2 separate regions of the Homo sapiens genome follow, and region 2 is linked to region 1. Evidence: chromatin loops called from intact Hi-C (ENCODE). Cell type or tissue: natural killer cell. All regions are shown on one strand. Links, peaks and the distances in the headings refer to the core of each region. The heading gives the core; the rest is flanking DNA. Region 1 has its middle 29 kb from the start of LINC02384. Region 2 has its middle 46 kb from the start of LINC02384.

Region 1 (4,399 bases), core at 214-4,213:
GAGGAGCATATTGAGCATAGTTGGTGCCGTACCATATACTGCCAATAAATTCTCATTTTGAGTACAAAACCTTGCATGGGACTGTTGAAGAAGGCTCAGTCTTTAGGGTGGAGTTGAGAAAGACAGAGCGGTGTGGTGTGCCAAAACAAACTCCTACTTTCTCATTCTGCTCAAGGTCAGCCTTGACACACTTTCCTCCAATGTGGCAGGAACACCAGCTACAGAAAAACTGCTTCCGTGAAAACCACTATTTAGGTACTGATATTAGCATCTTGTGCAGGGTAGCCTAGAGTTATGCATTTTCTCCTCTCAGGAGCCCTCTATATCCATTTGATTTCTGCGATGTACGCCAGCAGGCTTTGGCTCAGTGTTAATGACTTTGTTCTCTTTGAATTCCTGTGAGATTTTATTCCCTTTGGTGCCCAGGCGTTGTGTGCCACAGTGATTTCTGCCCAGTAAGACTTCTGCTGTGATAAAAAAGAAACTGCAGGGAAGGCCTGCTGCTTGTCCTCTGCCGGTTGCTGCTACCCGACACAATTACTCATACTCCCATTCAGAGAATGCGAGAGAGTGATTCTGTTTCCATGGCCTCAGTCCTGAGACTTTACTCTCTAATAAACTGAGAACACTAAGCCATGTGCTAAGCGCACATCGTCACTACCTGGAAAAGGCACCTTCTGGCTAGAGCCAAGTGGACTAATCATGTCTGGATAGACAAAAATGTTGTGCTCAGCAACCTAGCTCTCTCTCTTTCCCAATTATGAGACAGACCACCAGAGCTGGTAAACCACGTTACTTGTAGACACCAGCATTGTTGTTTATGCTATCATTTCAATTATGTTTTGAACTAGGGTTCTGTTGGCTTGCTTGCTTCCCCCGCCCCATCTCCCTCCCTCTATTGAAGGAAGAAGCCAAGGTAGGAAAATATCTGCTTGAATTGTTCATGAAATGTAAAATTTCTACTTTACCATGGAAAACCAGATTTTAGACACTATTACTCATGCTGGCTCAGAAACTCAATTTTTAACCTTTCTGACCCCACAGAAATCACAGAAGTATCCCCTTTGCTTCTATATCTTCTACCTGGGGCCCAGATTTGATCTGTGTCAATGCCACTCTGAATGCAGGACCTCTTATTGCCTTGGGCCAAGCAAAGGTACAGGAAAAAACTTCAGGCTGATCACTCTCAGCAAACTAACACAGGAACAGAAAACCAAACACGGCATGTTCTTGCTCATAAGTGGGAGTTGAACAGTGAGAACACCTGGACACAGCGAGGGGAACATCACACACCAGGGCCTGTCAGGAGGTGGTGGGCAAGGGAAGTGAAGGCATTAGGACAAATACCTAATGCATGAGGGGCTTAAAACCTAGATGATGGGTTAATAGGTGCAGCAAACCACCATGGCACATATATACCTATGTAACAAACCTGCACACTCTGCACATGTATCCCAGAACTTAAAGTAAAAAATAAATAAATAAATAAATTGTCCAGAAACAAATAACATTCCTTAAAATTAAAAAAATTTAAAAAAAAACTTTTTTAAACTTCAGGCTGGGACACCAAAACCCGATTCCTGATCCAGCCTTTAAAAGCACCCCAGGCCGGAAGTGGTGGCTCACACCTGTAATCCCAGCACTTTGGGAGGCTGAGGTGGGTGGATTACTTGAGGCCAGGAGTTCTAGACCAGCGTGGTCAACATAGCAAAACCCTCTCTCTACTAAAAATACAAAAATTAGCCAGGCATGGTAGCGCACACCTGTAGTCCCAGCTACTTGGGAGGCTGAGGCAGGAGAATTGCTTGAACCCAGGAAGTGGAGGTTGCAGTGAGTCGAGATCGTGCCACTGCACTCCAGCCGAGGTGACTGAGCAAGGACTCTGTCTCAAAAAAAAAAAAAGAAAGCATCCCAAAGAGTCTCAAGGTTTATATAGGAGCCGCAGAAAAACAGTTCTCAAGTCAAAATGAATTCAAAGCTGCTTTAATTAAATGCCTTTTAGCACTGTGTTGAAACAGATGAAGATTTTGTTACAAAATCAAAAAACAAGTGATTCTCTAGTCTTGTTTTTGTTACCAGCTTCCCACTGACCTACTTTTAAATTGCGTGAAAAATGTGGCCTTCCCCGCTCCCCCTCCTTCCTGTCCCCTCTCCTCCTGACCTCTGTACCTCTTCTCCCTTCTGGTTCTGTCTTCCATAGGCTCTTTCTTCTCCTCCCACTTATCTCAGGTAGGGTCTCAAAGCTGGTCTTCATGTTCCCTTCCCCCTTCTCCCTGATGATAAGAACCCTAACCTTGTGTCTTCCCTGTGTATCTCTAGAAGGGAGATACCCAAATCTCTAGACATGACTTTCATGGATGTTCCAATCACTTGAATCCAAAGGGACCGCTTATCCCCCTTTGCTGGGACAACCTCCATGTATGCCTGTTGTTGTACCTTATTATTAATAGTGCAGCCGGGCACGGTGGCTCATGCCTGTAATCCCAGTACTTTGGGAGGCCGAGGCAGGTGGATCACCTGAAGTCAGGAGTTCGAGACCAGCCTGACCAACATGGTGAAACCCCATCTCTACTAAAAATACAAAAAATAGCCAGGTGTGATTGCGCACACCTGTGATCCCATCTACTTGAGAGGCTGAGGCAAGAAAATCGCTTGAACCTGGGAGGTGGAAGTTGCAGTGAGCCGAGATTGTGCCACTGCACTCCAGCCTGGGTGACAAAGCAAGACCTTGTCTCAAAAAAAAAAAAAAAAAAAATAGTGCGCACTTTCACTCTCACAGGGGTCTTGGACAATATATTATTTAGTCATTCTCCTTAAAAGCAGGATTTTCTTCCTGAATATTTACTTGATCCAACATTTCCTCCCTCAGCTACTTCTTTTTCTGAAGCTCTGGCCTTCTTCCCAGCATTTGCATTTCTGTCAGTGCTTCTGACGCTCTTCCATCTTCCAGAACCTGGAAGCCCCGGCATCCTGTTGACGCCTCCCTCCCCATCTCATCTTAGCCATGCAGAATGGCGACACCAAGGTCAAAGGAACTGGACATAACTCCTGACTGCATCACTTACCAGCTCTGTGCCCCTGTTCACCTCTGGTCTCTGCCTCAGTGCTGTCATTTGTAAAACAATGAGAACAATACATTCCTTGAACAGCGTCACTGGAAGCATAAATAAGGCAGCTTCTGAAGGGCCACTGGGCATTGTGCCTAACAAAACAAATCTGACTTCTTATTTATGTATTTATTCAACACATTTATTGAGCACCTACTGTATGCCAGGCACTGTTCTAGTTCCTGGGGATACATCCGTAAGCAAGACAGTCAAACACATCTGTCCTCATAGAACTCACATCCCAGTGCAGAAATCTGACAATAAACAAATAAAGAGCTCCTAGGTCAAGTAGTGATAAGGGCTACAAAGAGAAAACCAGACAGGGTAAGGGGAACAGGGAGTGCCCAGGTGGAGAAGGGCTGCTACTTTAAAACGGTGGCTAAGGGTCACTAATAAGATGACATTCAAGCAGACACTTAAAGGAGAAAAGAGGTAAAGGAATTATCTAGGCAGATATTTATTTATTTATTTATTTATTTATTTGAGACAGAGTCTCGCTCTGACACCCAGGCTGGAGTGCAGTGGCACGGTCTCTGCCCATTGAAACCTCTGCCTCCTGGGTTCAAACAATTTTCGTGCCTCAGCCTCCCGAGTAGCTGGAGCTACAGGCATGCACCACCACACCTGATTAATTTTTGTATCCTTAATAGAGACAGGGTTTCGCCATGTTTGCCAGGCTGGTCTCGAATTCCTGGCCTCAAGTGATCCACCCACTTGGGCCTCCCAAAGTGCTGCGATTACAGGCGTGAGCCGCCACACTTAGCCTAGGCAGATATTTAAGAAGAACAGGCTTGGGAGGCCGAGGCGGGCGGATCATGAGGTCAGGAGATCGAGACCATCCTGGCTAACACGGTGAAACCCCGTCTCTACTAAAAATACAAAAAATTAGCTGGGCGTGGTGGCAGGTGCCTGTAGTCCCAGCTACTCGGGAGGCTGAGGCAGGAGAATGGCGTGAACCCAGGAGGCGGAGCTTGCAGTGAGCCGAGATCACACCACTGCACTCCAGCCTGGAGACAGCGAGACTCCGTATAAAAAAAGAAGAAGAAGAACAGGCATAGGCAAGTTCCCTGAGGAAGGCCTGATGTGTTGGAGGAAGTCAGGGATGGCAGCCTCGTGGAGTGGGGTGGATGCCTAGTAGGGAATGAAGCCAGTGGAAGCGGGATTCCCACACAGGCCTCGTAGATCCGAGCGAGGCGTTCAGCTTGTCCTCGGAGTGCAATAGGAAAGCTGCCAGACTGCAAAGCGGTACCTGTGAAGAGATTAGACCTCCGGGCAAGGCCAGAGGCAGAAGG
Region 2 (4,399 bases), core at 112-4,111, 75 kb after region 1:
AGATATCACTGTTATGTATGAGATCATAGCAGAGAAGCTCTGGCAAGGTAATTTGCAGAATGAAGTATTTCCTATTTTGTACCAAACATGATGACATTTAAGCTACTCAAGGGAAATATATTTTTACACTGTGCGAGATACTCTGTGTTAAGAATTTTTATGTGGTACACTAGGTAAATTCCATGTAAAATAATTTTCCCTAAGAAATAAAATGTTCACAAAGATTCCCTTGTCTGATTTTATTTTAAATCTCAAAAGGTTAATCCAAAATTTGACCTTATAAACAATACCAGCACATAGTAAGCCAAACACTTGCAAAAGAATGTTGTTCTCCAGTGTGCTAAGAACTCTGGGAGTGAGAAGGAATAGGGCATCATTTCCTTTACCTCACTAGGGAACTATTTATAGTCCAGCATTCTAATGAAAACCCTCGTGACCTGGAAAAGTTAATGTGCCTTTCAAAGTGTCTTATTTATATCCAGGGAATAACTCAGGATCACATCCAAGATGTAAACATGTGTTTTTCTCTCTCTCCCTCTCTCTCAGCTCATGCACTTATCTCATTCAATATGAAAGCAAGAAAGAGTTTCAGTCTATATTTATTTTAGTTCTCACTTTACACAGTTGATGATTGAAGATATTGCAGAAGACTAGCGTTTCACTAGAAACATCTTTAGGAAAATGATGGACCAAATTTTGGAGATACTTACAATCTACCAAAAAAAAATAAATCATGGCATTTCTCTTCTTAAAACTTAATGAAATTCAAAGGTTTTATCTGAAGAAAAATCAGTAAAATGGGAAATACAGTCCAAAATAACTTTAAATGTCAGTTATATATACTTATGTTATTTAAATAATAATGTATTATTGACATAAGTGTATATCATAGTTGACAAGTTCTTTTCTTTTCTAGGTGTCCACTTGGGCTTCATTCCCTTCCAGGAGATCCTCCTGACTCTCTTAGACTAGCTTAAATGCCCTTTCGTGTACTCCTTGTCTTAGCAATTCTTGCCTGGCAAGAATTCTGTAAGCTAGGTATAGTTTTGATCACTATTTTACAGGTAAGAAAATTGAGTCCAGAGAAACTGAGCAACGTGTCTAGACAAGATTACGAAGCTGAACCAGGAACCAAACTCCGATTGAATGATTCCAAACCCAATACTCTGGCTGCAGATCTATTGAGTGGACTTGTCTTCCACTTTAACACTGCATTTACCAAACATTAAGAAAGTAGGAAGATAAGCAATTATCTGTTGACTTTGGGTAGTAAATATGGAGCATTGGATAATTATGATAATAAGGTCTTGAGCATTAGTGTGTGCCAAGCACTTGGCTAAGTGTTTATGTTCATTCTTTCATTTCATTCTAACAACATCCAGTGAGATAGAAATGATGAGTATTCCCCTCCACCAATTTTTACAGTTAAAGAACCTGAGGCTCGAGGAAGGTAAATAATTTGCTCAAGGTCACACAACTAAAAGGAGACAGAACCAGGCTCTGTACCCAGGTTGTCTAACTCTGAGTCCACTTGCTTAACCACCATACATATTGCCTAATCCAAGCCCCATCCCACCTCCCGCTTCTCCTTAGATACGTATTTAAGAGGGTAAGTGTAAACTACAAGATGAGGGCTGCCCCTCATTTATCATAATAACTGCTGAATTCTCCCTTTTTTCCTAATATGTATAGGTATATGCTAAGACTTTTTTTCAGACTTGCGTTAGAATTCCGGTCCAGCCACTTACTAGATGAATGACTTTGTTCACATTACTAAATCTCTCTGAAAATACAAGTTGAGTAATTTGCAGTTTCTGTTTCTCCATTTGACAAAAAAAGATGATAGAACCCAACCAGCAGGATGGTTGCACCTAAAGTGAAATCCTGTAATGGAAACTTCCTAGTACAGAGCTTAGTAGGCAGAAGTAATTCGACAAATACCAGACCCATCCCCTTCCCTCCCCTGAATGATAGCTTTAAATGTAGGTATTAATCAAGTACCCACCGGATAAAGAGAAACTTTCATTTACTAACTCAGTCATTCACCTCAAAATATTGTTGACTTCTCTTGAATCTCTCCAGTTAAAGGAATTTTAAGATTACAACGTCCCAAAATTCGTTTTTCTGTCCTACATCTGGATGGCAACAGCTCCTTGAACACTTTTCTCTTGGTTTTTACAAGTGTGCAAATCTATCCATATTTTAAATGTAGTATCTACTGATGATAGATACGTACTCTAATTCCACAAATGTCTACTAGGTGCCTCCTTTGCCAAGAACCCTTCCTGACCCCAAGAAGTTCATAGTTTATTGGGTAAAAAAACACATGACTAGCTAAGACACTATGTAATAACGGTGCCATAACAAAGGCATGTACCAACCTCCATGGGAGCAATTAATCTTGCTCGAGGTTTTGAGGACTAGTTCACAGAAGAGGTGACATTTGAGTTCAGCCACAAAGAATGAGTCAGCTTCTCCGAGAATTAATGAGCATTCCAGCATCACAGGCAAATTTCAAGCAGTATATCTTGTTAAAACTGTGACCACAAGAATGTCCCATCATAGAAACTTTTCTCCTTTTGCTTGGTCCAGATTATTAAAGACAAAACAGTCATGATGACTTTCAGGGTTAATCCACTAAAGTCACTCAACGATGGTTTTACAAAGCAAATGTGTGGTATTTAAGTTTCCCAAAGACGCCATCGTGTAGCACTTAGGATTCCGAACAACGCAAGTTTCTCCTTTGAGAGCTCATATATAATGAATGTGTGTTACATTAAAGATTACTGAAGATTGTAAACCTTCTTTTTTGCATGTGTAAGATTGGTAGCTTTTAAAATATTGATGCATTTGTGTAAATTACCCAACTTGAATTTTACAACAAATTCAGAAAAGAAAATGTCAAAGTTGGACAAATTTTAAATGAACTCTCTATGAAAATAAAAAAAACTTCTTAAATAATATTTTGAGATGAATTGGTCTACAGAGCTCATCTTGGATTTCAACATGTATGTAGCTGAAGGGTACAGAAATGAATTGGCTATGAAGACTTAGGAAAAGTTTCAAGGTTTAACTATCTTTGCCTTGTTCTGTATGTAACCCATGTTTTCCTACTTTTTGTCCTTAATCACTCTGTGAATATTTTCCGTAAATAAATCTGATTCTCATCCACATAGCACCTGCTATTCTCTCTTCTTCTGTGGCCTCCATCCTTTGGTTGCCACCATTTCCAGCAGGTGCTGACATCTCCTACCACAGCTGATGCCATGGAGCCCTCAGAGTGGCAAGGTGTCTCGGTATTGTGTTGCATAGTTGGAAAGAAGTTCTCGCTTCCCTTCTTTTTTCTTGGCTTACTCTAGCTTAGGGCAGGAGGTCCAAGGCAGATGTCCTTGGACCCCAGGGATGGACAACGCTGTCAGTGCAAGTTTTACTCACAACCTTCCCATGCTCCCTCTACAGGATGCAGATGTCCCTCCCTGAGCCAGAGACAACCTGAGTGACAGCCCCAAACCCCTTCCCTCCAATGATCGAAGCTTTGTTTTGGGATCCAGCTGCTTCTGCCTAGCTGCCTTGCCCCTCTGGACAAGTCCTCACCCAAGAAGCCCTGGGACTATCACATAGAGACAGCCTGGTATGCCATTTCCCAGATATGGCCAAACTACTATGGACTTCAGAGACACACCTGGCTTGAGATTATAGGATTCTTGATCTTATTCCTACTTGCTTCAGTTATTGATGAAAATAGGCTGAGCCTCATAACAAATGTTGGAGAATGCTTATGTTCACTTTTATTTGGTTAAGAATGAATGAATAAATGGATGAATGAAAGGATACGAGTCCTATTAAAGCTGTAAACTTTCCCCAAGTGAATGTTTGGTAGCAGTGTTCTATCTCTGCGACCACTATGCCCTGTTCACTTTTACGGTTTTAAATATTTTATTCATTTACCTCAAGAATAGTAACAGCTAACATTGATATCACATCTTACAAAGCCTTTTCCATGTATGTTCCTTTATTTCATTTTTAACCTGTGAAACAGGTATTACCATGATCTCCATTTTCTACAGGAGAAAATTAAGCAGACTTCCCCACTTCCCCATTCTCATCCTTTGCTTTTGCTACTAAATTTTACTAATCTTTCAGCCACACCTAAGACATCATTTTCTCCATGAAGACTTACCTAACTATTGGCCTGGAGAAGCAGGTTCTGTTCCCTGCTCCAGTACAGCCAGAGTGTCAGTTAATCAGAGGGGACCTGGCACAGTCAGGGCCTCCCAGACCAATTACCTTAAGATTTGAGCTATCCTATTAATTGTCCCCAATGCTGTGTATGAGTAATAACATTATTATAACCACACATTTTTTCCATGTGTGCCAGAATGTGGAAAAGGCTAAGTAA

The links. Peaks named below come from ENCODE experiments on the same cell type or tissue, not always from the same donor. Only the 100,000 strongest peaks of a DNase experiment are listed, where the experiment ranks them.
Region 2: a loop joins it to region 1, with 3 times the contacts of the local background. A loop is called at or near these places in 2 of 110 quality-filtered maps.

What each region holds. Positions count from the first base shown.
Region 1 is chr12:68,420,240-68,424,638 of GRCh38, forward strand. No RefSeq gene overlaps it. Among named protein-coding and RNA genes, the nearest start is that of LINC02384, 29 kb to the right of the region's middle. In natural killer cell, for the core only: no CTCF peak of the experiment used is centred there; a DNase peak (open chromatin) is centred at 2,122; H3K27ac peaks cover 2,418 bases.
Region 2 is chr12:68,495,451-68,499,849 of GRCh38, forward strand. No RefSeq gene overlaps it. Among named protein-coding and RNA genes, the nearest start is that of LINC02384, 46 kb to the left of the region's middle. In natural killer cell, for the core only: no CTCF peak of the experiment used is centred there; no DNase peak of the experiment used is centred there; H3K27ac peaks cover 472 bases.